Regions from separate parts of the Homo sapiens genome. Here region 1 is linked to region 2. Evidence: read pairs that join two places in POLR2A ChIA-PET (ENCODE). Cell type or tissue: HepG2. All regions are shown on one strand. Links, peaks and the distances in the headings refer to the core of each region. The heading gives the core; the rest is flanking DNA.

Evidence for each region. Peaks named below come from ENCODE experiments on the same cell type or tissue, not always from the same donor. Only the 100,000 strongest peaks of a DNase experiment are listed, where the experiment ranks them.
Region 1: POLR2A ChIA-PET joins it to region 2 with 5 read pairs; 4 of 35 experiments call an interaction of 5 or more read pairs at or near these places.

The regions. Positions count from the first base shown.
Region 1 is chr12:6,979,493-6,983,492 of GRCh38, forward strand. It overlaps EMG1 (EMG1 N1-specific pseudouridine methyltransferase), which reads left to right. Exons shown (of 6, transcript NM_006331.8): 6 at 1-444. LPCAT3 (lysophosphatidylcholine acyltransferase 3) reads right to left here. Exons shown (of 13, transcript NM_005768.6): 2 at 3,940-4,000; 3 at 3,184-3,290; 4 at 2,319-2,412; 5 at 2,103-2,140; 6 at 1,512-1,690; 7 at 1-87. Among named protein-coding and RNA genes, the nearest start is that of EMG1, 11 kb to the left of the region's middle. In HepG2, for the core only: no CTCF peak of the experiment used is centred there; DNase peaks (open chromatin) are centred at 1,449, 1,929 and 2,339.
Region 2 is chr12:7,121,386-7,126,714 of GRCh38, forward strand. RBP5 (retinol binding protein 5) reads right to left here. Exons shown (of 4, transcript NM_031491.4): 3 at 3,244-3,345; 4 at 2,301-2,789. The coding sequence ends at 2,736. It overlaps C1RL-AS1 (C1RL antisense RNA 1), which reads left to right. Exons shown (of 12, transcript NR_026947.1): 12 at 327-466. Among named protein-coding and RNA genes, the nearest start is that of RBP5, 4.8 kb to the right of the region's middle. In HepG2, for the core only: no CTCF peak of the experiment used is centred there; DNase peaks (open chromatin) are centred at 1,799 and 2,556; H3K4me3 peaks cover 1,384 bases.

The sequences.
Region 1 (4,000 bases), core at 1-4,000, 140 kb before region 2:
TAGTCTTCTGTGATGTGGGGGCTGAGCAGTGTGTAGCCCACTAGGTAGAAAAGGCCCAGACTCAGGCGCTTGAGAGCAGGAATGATGCTGGAAAGGAACGAGTGAAGTTCCTGGTCACAGAGAGCAGAGACTATTCCCTTCACCCTCTGACCTTCAGTTATGGAGAGGAGTGTTTAGGGGTGTGGTTGTCTACCTGGAATGGGATGAGAAGCTCTGCTGCCCAAAGTGTTTCCTGTTTCAGGGAAAGATTTCTATGGCTGGCTATGAGGAATGGGGACTGCAAACCTCTTAAGAGTTGTAGGAAAGTCAGGGCAGCAGACAGTGGACCAGTCTTGTGTTTACCCCTCAGGGATGCTACTGATCTCAAGGTCTTGCCAGGTCTCACAATCTCCATTGGGACTGAAAACCCAGTGGAGGTAAGATAATAAAAATAACCACTTTGAATCTGCTCCTTCATTTCTTGGTTGAATTGATGCTGAAACACAGGATGGACAAGTTCTCAGTGAAGGAATTCTTCTGGCAATTAAACTTTTTTTTTTTTTTTTTTTTTACCATTTTAATTTTTATTTTCTAGAGTCAGGGCCTTGCTCTGCCACTCCGGCTAGAGTACAGAGGCATAGTCATTGCTCGCTGTGGCCTTGAACTCCTGGGCTCAAGCGATCCCCTTGCCTTGGCCACCTGAGTAGCTGGGACTATAGGCATGTACCACCTTGCCTGGATAATTTTTTTTTGTAGAGATGGGGTCTCACTATGTTGCCCAGGCTGGTCTTGAACTCCTGGCCTCCAGTGATCCTCCTGCCTTGGCCTCCCAGAGCGTTGGCATTACAGGCATGAGCCACTGTGCCCTCCTGCATTTCCTACTGATAAATATTTTTGAGACAGGATTTTGCTATGTTGCCCAGAATGGAGTGCAGTGGTGTGATCAAAGCTCACTGCAGCCTTGACCCACCTCCCCTGGACTCAAGCAATTCTCCCACTTCAGCCTCCTATGTAGCTTGGACTACAGATGCATGCCACTATGTCTGATAATTTTTGTATTTTTTTGTAGAGACAGAGTCTCTCTATGTTGCCAGGCTGGTCTAGAACTCACGGGCTCAAGTGATCCTCCCACCTCGGCCTCCCAAAGTGCTGGGATTATAGAGGTGAAACCACTGTGCCCAGCCTCTATCTACCTACCTACCTATCAACCTGCCTACCTACCTATCAATCATAAATATATTTCATATATACATGAAAATAGGCTTTAAAGGCAGAAATGTGACTGGTTCAGGCAAAATCCTGTGGCATAAATGTGGATTTTTATGTTTGTACTAGTGTTAGAATGGATAACTGGAAGAACCCTAAACTAAAAAGGGCCCACTCCTGGCACAGAGTGCCTGTTACAACAGTCCAGGGCCTGCATGACTCAGGTCTCTATGCCAGGGTCATGCTGGAGAATGCAGCTTTCAGAAGAGTCACTTCAGAGTGAGTGAAATACCTACACAAACATCTGGACCAAGAGGGGCAATTACCTGTTTGGTATCTTTCCTGGTATGTCAATCAGCTCTCCCTGCACCAGCTTCATGTAGTGATTCATTGAGAACTGGGGCCCTACCAAGAAGGCCCCATAGAAGTAGGAGAAACCAGCAACTTCCAGCAGGGAAGGAACACCACGTATGGCATATTTCTGTTGCTCAGAGGACAAGGAATTCTATGCCAAGAAGAGAATGCATGGTTCAGGATAGCCTTGAATCTCCCCACAAGAGCCACTTTGAGTGTTCCCCACCTGTGTGCCCCACTGACTGGGGTTCTTCAAATAGCCTTCTCTTTGGGGGATGACAAATAGTTGCTTCTTGTGGAAATGCGTATGTGTGTGCATAGCTGGCTGTTGCTGCTTTAGCAAATGCCTTGCTGGCATTGATCTCTGGACTTTGTGCAAGAGCTGGATCCTGGGCAAATTAGATTTGTTGATCCTTGCTCAGTGCTATCTGAAAGGGAGATTGCACAGGCTGGGGAATGAGGGAGAGGCTCCGCTCTGGAATTTGGGTTCAGTCTTTTGTTAACAACTTTTTTCTTCCCTTTCATTAAGTCTTGAACCTCTCTGCCGATGAATGGGTACTTACCTGATCTTTCCCTCCGTCAAAGTAGTCAACAGCCAAACCTGAGCAGAGAGAGAACGGATGGGTAGGGTGGTGGGAGAGGACACTGAGGATGTGGCCTGTAGACTGAGTGCAGCCAGAAGTGTATGGCGGGGGGCGGAGGGGGGGTGCCGAGGAAGTTTTTAGTGAGATGGGGGAGGGACCTACATGTAAGGAAGGCAGGCAGTGACCATCACTCACCAATCAGCTTCAAAGTCAGAACACAATGTGGCATTGTCCACTTGATATCGTAGTTGCCGGTGGCAGTGTAATAGTATCCAGCCAGAAGGTAGGCCTAGGAGAGGCAGAAGTATTTATTCTAGCATCACTACTATTTCTTCTCCTTGCTCTGAAATTCAATGTTCTCTTTCCTTTTTCCTTTCTCCTCATCCCATCATTAAAAGCCTTAATAAATTCCTACAAATGGAGGTGCTGAAAACCTGTAATGGGAAGAGCGTTGCTCAAGGCTTCTTGGCAAAATGAGGGCTAAACTGAGATGAGAATTTAGATGCTGGGACCACAGGTGCATGCCACCCCACCCGGCTAATTTTTAATTTTTTTTGTTTCACCATGTTGCCCAGGCTGGAGGGCTAATTTTTGTATTTTTTTTGTAGAGATGGGGTTTCACCATGTTGCCCGGGTTAGTCTCAAACTCCTGGGCTCAAGCAATCTGACTGCCTTGGCCTCCCAAGGTGCTGGGATTACAGGTGTGAGCCACTTTGCCTGGCCTAGGCTTAGGTTCTTTAACTCATTCTAAGTTGCTTTTCTGTCTTGCCTTGAAGTGACTCTGCTCCTGGATAGTGGGTTAAACCAAAGAGCCTAATGGCACAGTATGCAAAGGGTTAGCTGGTGGCCCTTCCTTGAGGCAGGCAAAGAGTTACCATTACAATCTGTGGATGGAACACTTGGGCCTGTGATAAGCCACCTACCTGAAGTCATACTGCTAAGTGCTGGGAGAGGGGTTAGAAATTAGGTCTGCTAATTTCTATACCACAGTCCCCTGCCTACCCCTGTCCCCTGAACCGCTGTCAGCTGTAGCCTGAGCTGCTAAGGGAAAGACGTTTACCATCTGGAAGCAAAAGGTAGTGAGGACGGCAGTGATGGTGCGGCCCATTAGTCGAAGGATGAGGAACTGAAGCACAATACACAGCAGGGAGTGGTAGAGCTGGTTTCCTGGATGCAAGAAGAGAGAATTTAGCCTGGTTTTTACACTCCCACCGTCCTGAGACTTCCAATCACAACGTAATATATAAAGAAAAAATGTTGGCATCAGGATCTTTTTTTTCAGAATAACCTCATGTTTTGGAGGAGAGGATGGAAATTATTTATTAAAATAAAAAAGATTATTAGGGTGTTATTTTATTTCTTTTCTTTTTTTGTTTGTTTTTTTAGAGATGCGACTTGCTCTGTTGTCCAGACTTGAGTGCAGTAGCTCAATCATAGCTCACTGCAGCCTTGAATTCCGGGCTACCACACCCAGCTTGTTACTGTATTTTTGAATGTCTGAAGTGAAGAATGAATCTAAGTGGGGACTGCTTGGCTCGGTCATTCAGTTACATCCACAGCACAGAGAAACTGAGGATTCTTTGTTGATGAGGTATGGCAAGGGTAACCACCCTCAAAATGTTTTTATCTGACAGAAGAATGTACATAAAAGAAAAAAAGGAAAAGTTAAGCTGTGTTCCTCTTCATACAACCCTCTTTGCAAGTGGGAGCATTATAACTTCCCTACCTATTAGATTCTCTCAAGGAAATTTTGTTCAAGTCTGTTCCTTCCAGGTTCCCACTAATTGCGGTGTCACTGCTAATTTAGTTTACTCACCAAAGTTAAAATAAGCAATTGAGAGGCCTGTAAAGGTATGGAAGAGGTGGATGAGGTAGGT
Region 2 (5,329 bases), core at 506-4,505:
GACCCGGGATGGCCTTTGTGCTTTAGAGCTGAGGCACTTCCTGCTTCTACCTGAGCTCCTTTTCAACATATAGGCCTGGGCACGTAGGCGTCAGGGTCATGTGGGAGGTGGAGGCCGAGGGGAGAGGTGGGCAGTGGGGAGGGGTACACGGCTAGACCTTGTTGCTCTGCCTCCTCTTGGGACCCCCCAGTGGGATGGAGCCCAAGTCCTTGGGCAGCACATGGTCCTCTGCTTCACAGGACACACACCTGTACCCATCCTCCCCATCCACTTTTGCTCAGTTTATTTTGGGGACAGGGCTCTGAATTGACCTTTGGTCTTTGCAGACTCTCAGGGACCATCTGGAGTTCCAGCTGGAATCTGGGCCTGGTGGAGTGGGAGTGGGGCAGGGGCCTGCATTGGGCTGACTTAGAGAGCACAGTTATTCCATCCATATGGAAATAAACATTTTGGATTCCTGATCACATCCCTGGAGTTTAAGACTCTGGCCAACCAAGTCAACTCCACAACTTTGTGTGTCCCTGGGAGGGTCTGGTGTGGGACCCACCTGTCTGTGGCCCTCGTCCCCTCCCCTGCCCTTTCTCCACTCACATCTTGGTCCCTCTGGTGATTATCTCTTCCCTCTGAGGACAGATGGAACCTGATTTGAATGAGGGGTAATGGTCTTGTGAGGACCAGGACATGGATTGGGTGTGTGTTTATATGTGTGTGTGTGTATGTGTGTGTGTGTGTGGTGGGAATGGAATATCAGAGAAGGTGGTGGAGGAGGGAGGATTGAATTTGGAGAATCCCTGGCTTCTAGTGTCCGCAGGGGAAACAGCAGCTCCAGCTTCCCACAGCGGTCCCCTCCCCTCTGCAGGTCGAGCTCCCACCCTCTTGGAAATGCCTCTGAAGCTGCATAGTCCTCCCCTGATGCTTGTGCTCCCTTAGGGGATCTCCAGGCCTTTGGGTGTGGTCTGGCCCCTGGAGAAGTGTGGTCGAGTGGAGGATGGGGTCCTGCAGTGGCCATGTTCTGGACGCCCACATCACGGGGAGTTTTGAGGGATTGAGCCCACTTTAGCTTGGGTCTTAAAACCACCATGGTAAGAAGTGTCAACCTTTGGGGGAAAAATAAAAATATATAGAAATATTTAGAAAAACCCACCATGGGGGCCTACAAGTTCCTGAGTCAAGGCCTCTGCCGAGACTCCACTGACCAGCATGGTCACTGAAGGGCATGGAGGACCGTCCTGTGGGAAGAGGCTTGGACATGCACTGTGAACTCAAGAGCAAGGACACTGTGTTGATCTGGAGATGTGGGCAATGGGCGAGTACACACGGAGCATCCTCCTGTGCCTTGGAATGGGACAAGGTGGATTCCAGCAGCCCTCAGAGCTTCTGCTGGGTGGCTTTGCAAAGAAGGGGCTTTCCACTCTACTGTGGACATCTGCAGAGATTGGGCAGGGAATAAGATTTTCCATTCAACCCTGAGTTCCTTTTTTTTTTCTATTCCAAATTCATTCCAGAGCATGTGGTAGGATCAGTATCACAAGCCCCTAGTTCTTGGCCAGAGCCCTAGTGACTGTCTTGTGTGCATGGGGGGGCCAGCCGTTGCAGGAAGATGGGTCAAGAGTCTTCATCTGATGAGGGCCAGGGACTTTCCAACTCCCTCAACCCTTCCCCCAGGCTCTTTTCCCACCCTCACATTGAGCCCTCTTCACTCTGATAGTTGGGCCCCCTAGGACTTTTATTCTGAAAGAGCCAAGGCCCCTGGAGGTGGAGAGGAGGCCAGAGGCTGGAGCTGGCCTTGACCCTGAGCCAGCTCCACCCTTCTGGGCTGTTTTCCAAGGCAGCAACTCTGGGACCCTTGCTGTCCTCAGCTCTCCTCTTTATCTCTGGTCTCCAGCCTTGCTGGCCTTTGAGCAGAGGGTCCCTATAGCCAGGACTGCTGGGCTTCTCCCTCCTATGCCTTCACACCCCTGTATTACTGTCTTTTATTCCTTGACCTCACATCCTCCGTCTACTTCCTTTTTCAGCTTTTTCTGGCTTTCTTGCTGCTTGCCCTTCCCAAAGCAGACACGGAGGACAGGTCACCATTTAGAAGCTCCCCGCCTCCCCAAGCACTGGACAAAGGTCTTACCCCATTCCATCCCTCATTCCCAACACATAGGATGGAAGTATCAAATGGCCAGATGCCTTCAGATGTCAGAACCGTGGAGTCCGTTGAACCCTGTGTGTGGGGGGCTGTGTCTTGGGCCTGGTTTTGTTGAGCACATGAGACTTTCTCAAGGATAAGGACAAAGAAATGGACAAAAAGACTCTGCCAGTAGCCCCTGTTTAAACTCTTGAACCCCAGTCACAGTTTTCCAGAAGTCCATCAGGATAGAATTTTCACTAATCGCCAAATGCCCAAAGCTTAGTTCTTTCTTAGAAGGAAAAGAAGAGGTCAAATGGACAGGAGAGAGCGGAGATTGGTTGTTCTCAGGGGCTCCTTCCCTTTGCCTGCTTCTTTCATTTGGGACGCCAGACCTTGACCTGGAAGTGAGGTCACTATTGGGCAGTGGAGTGTGAGAAAGGACTTTGGCCTGGGGGCTGCAAGTTACAGATTAACACGGGGAGGGGTGAGGAGGGACCCAGAGGGAGGAAAGGTGGCCAGAGGAAGGGACAGCTGACCTGGCACAATCTGGGCTTGAAGGGGGCACAACAAGAGCGTCTGTGAGCTGGTGCTGTCTGGAGGGATCTTGGCTCCTCTCCGGCTATCTGACCTTCCTGAAGACCTGCTCGCACACTGCATCCCTTGCAGTCAGTTCCTGGGGAGAGAGGGGAAGTGAGGGGGAGAGAGAAAGAGGGCGTTTGCCAGCCAGAGCCCCTTTCTCAAGGTCCTTGACCTCCATTTACTCCTTCCGGATACAGCAGCTTGAGTGTTTGATGTATGGGCAATTGTATCATTATTCCACATCCTCAACTTTCCACCCCTCAGGAAGGAAGGTGGCTGGGTCAGGGGATGTGAGTGGCTGAAGCCTCCATCTCGCCAGTGATGATTTATGGGCATTCATCCGACTCGTAGCCAGGGCCCACCTTGGCCACTCTGTTTCTTCCTCTCCCCACTCCTCCCAGTGCTTTTGCTTTCCCTCCCTGGTCAATTCCTTGGATAGGGATTGGGGCTGGGCTGGGGGAAGAGTGGTGGACCTATCTGGTTTGGACAAGGGGATGCCTTATAGCTGGAGGCCCTTCTCCCAGACACCCAGCCCCCACCCCATTTACCAGATACAGCATCTCTCCCTCCAGCCAGTGTCTCCAGCCCCGGTTGGGGACCTCCCCTTTCTGCACACACACCAGGTGCTCCTCCTCCCAGGTTACTATGGTCTATAGGGGAAAGAGGGAGTAAAGAAAGATTAGGAGGCAGGACACTCAAAATGCTTCCCATCTCACTCTGAATGGGCTCCCCCTTTTACTCCACAGCAGATACTGTCTGCTGCAGCCCCTCCACTGAGCGAGGGAGCTGCTCTGATTCAGCAGGACTCCCTTTCCACCCTACTCTTTGTTTTTTGTGTTTTTTTGAGACAAGTTCTTGCTCTGTCACCCAGGCTGGAGTGCAGTGGCAGGATCTCGGCTCACTGCAACCTCTGCCTCCTGGGTTCAAGTGAATCTCATGCCTCAGCTACCAGAGTAGCTGGGATTACAGGCGTGCACCAACATACCGGGTTAATTTTTGTATTTTTAGTAGAGACAGGGTTTCTCCATGTTGGCCAGGCTGGACTTAAACTCCTGAGCTCAAGTGATCCGCCCGCCACCGCTTCCTAAAGTGCTGTGACTATAGGCATGAACCATCACACCCAGCTTTCCACTCCTAAAGGTCACCGAGGGGGGCCCAAAGTTGTCTACAGTGACCTTTAGGGGAGAGCAGGGGTGGTAGCAGGATAAGTAGAGGTGAAATTGGGGAGGGCATTTATGAAGAATGGAGACTTTTTCCTCTGGATACTTCTGGCTGACCTAGAGGGACTTTTGAGAAAAAAGAGAGATTGGTTGGGAATCCTACCAGGTAATCTCATTTCTCCTCTTTCTCGGTTTCAAGAACAGCTGAAGTATCCTTAGAAATAAAGGGTCAGCCCCTCTGGGCCTGAGCATTCCAATCAACCTTTATTGAGTTCTCCTTTAGGATAGGCCCCAAACAAGGAGCTCAGAGTCTTGAAGAGATAGAGGATCAGTAAATAGGTAACTGTGACACCAGGCAAGAGTGAGGGATGGCAGTGGGGCGGGCAGAGTGAAATCTTTAAGGAAGTTGGGAGTTAATTAGATTGGAGAGAATGGGAAATTTCTAGCAAGGAAAGAAACAGCTAGAAATAGCGGTAAAAGAGAAAGGCAATTAGTTCTGAAGGGCTCTAACCTAGAGTATATGTGGTGGAGGCAATTGAAGAGTTGATTCACAGAGACCCTTGTATGCTGAGTTAAGTGTAACAGATGATGTAATGTAATAGATCATCACTGAAAGGGTGTAAGTCAGAGAGTGACATGATCACATTTATGTTTTAAGTAGACCCTGTGGCTACAGCATGCAGATTAGAGGAGGGTTAAGCGTGAGAACCAGCTGGGTGCAGTGGCTTAGGCCCGTAATCTCAGCATTTGGGAGGCTGAGGCGGGAGAATCACTTGAAGTCAAGAGTTTGAGACCAGCCTGGGCAACACAGTGAGACCCCACCTCTACCAAAAAAAAAAAAACACAAAAACACAAAAAAGCAATTTCAGGCACCAGGAAATGAAGGCCTGAATTAGGGTGGTGATAGAGAAAGGTTAGGAGGGAACACAGGAGAGCCATTTAGAAGAGTGATGCTCAACAGAAATAAAATGGGTCAGGAGCCATATTAGAAAAGTAAAGAGAAATAGGGGAAATTAATTTAAATAATATATTTTAGTTAACCAAAAATATTCAAAATATTATTATTTCGGCATGCAGCCAATATAAACATTTCCGAAATGCTTCTTTTTATTTGGCATTGTCTGAAAGTCCACTTACAGCATCTAGATTTGGACTAGTTATATTTCAAGTATTCAACGGCCATCTGAAGTTAGCAGCTGCTATACTGGGTAATGCAGAAAAGCTACAAAGATTTCTTGGCCGATTAGATGTGGTGGTGGTGGTGGTGGTGGTGTGTGTGTGTGTGTGTGTGTGTGTGTGTGTGTGTGTGTGTGTGTGTGCTGGGAGCCTAGAGGTAAGGAAACAAGAGATATTGACCATGACTCCCAGGTCTCTGGCCTGGCTGGTTATTGCCATTAGTGGAGAGAGTAGATATAAAAGTGGGGTAGGTTTGGATAGGAAGACAGTGAATTTGAATTTGACCTTGGCATTCAAA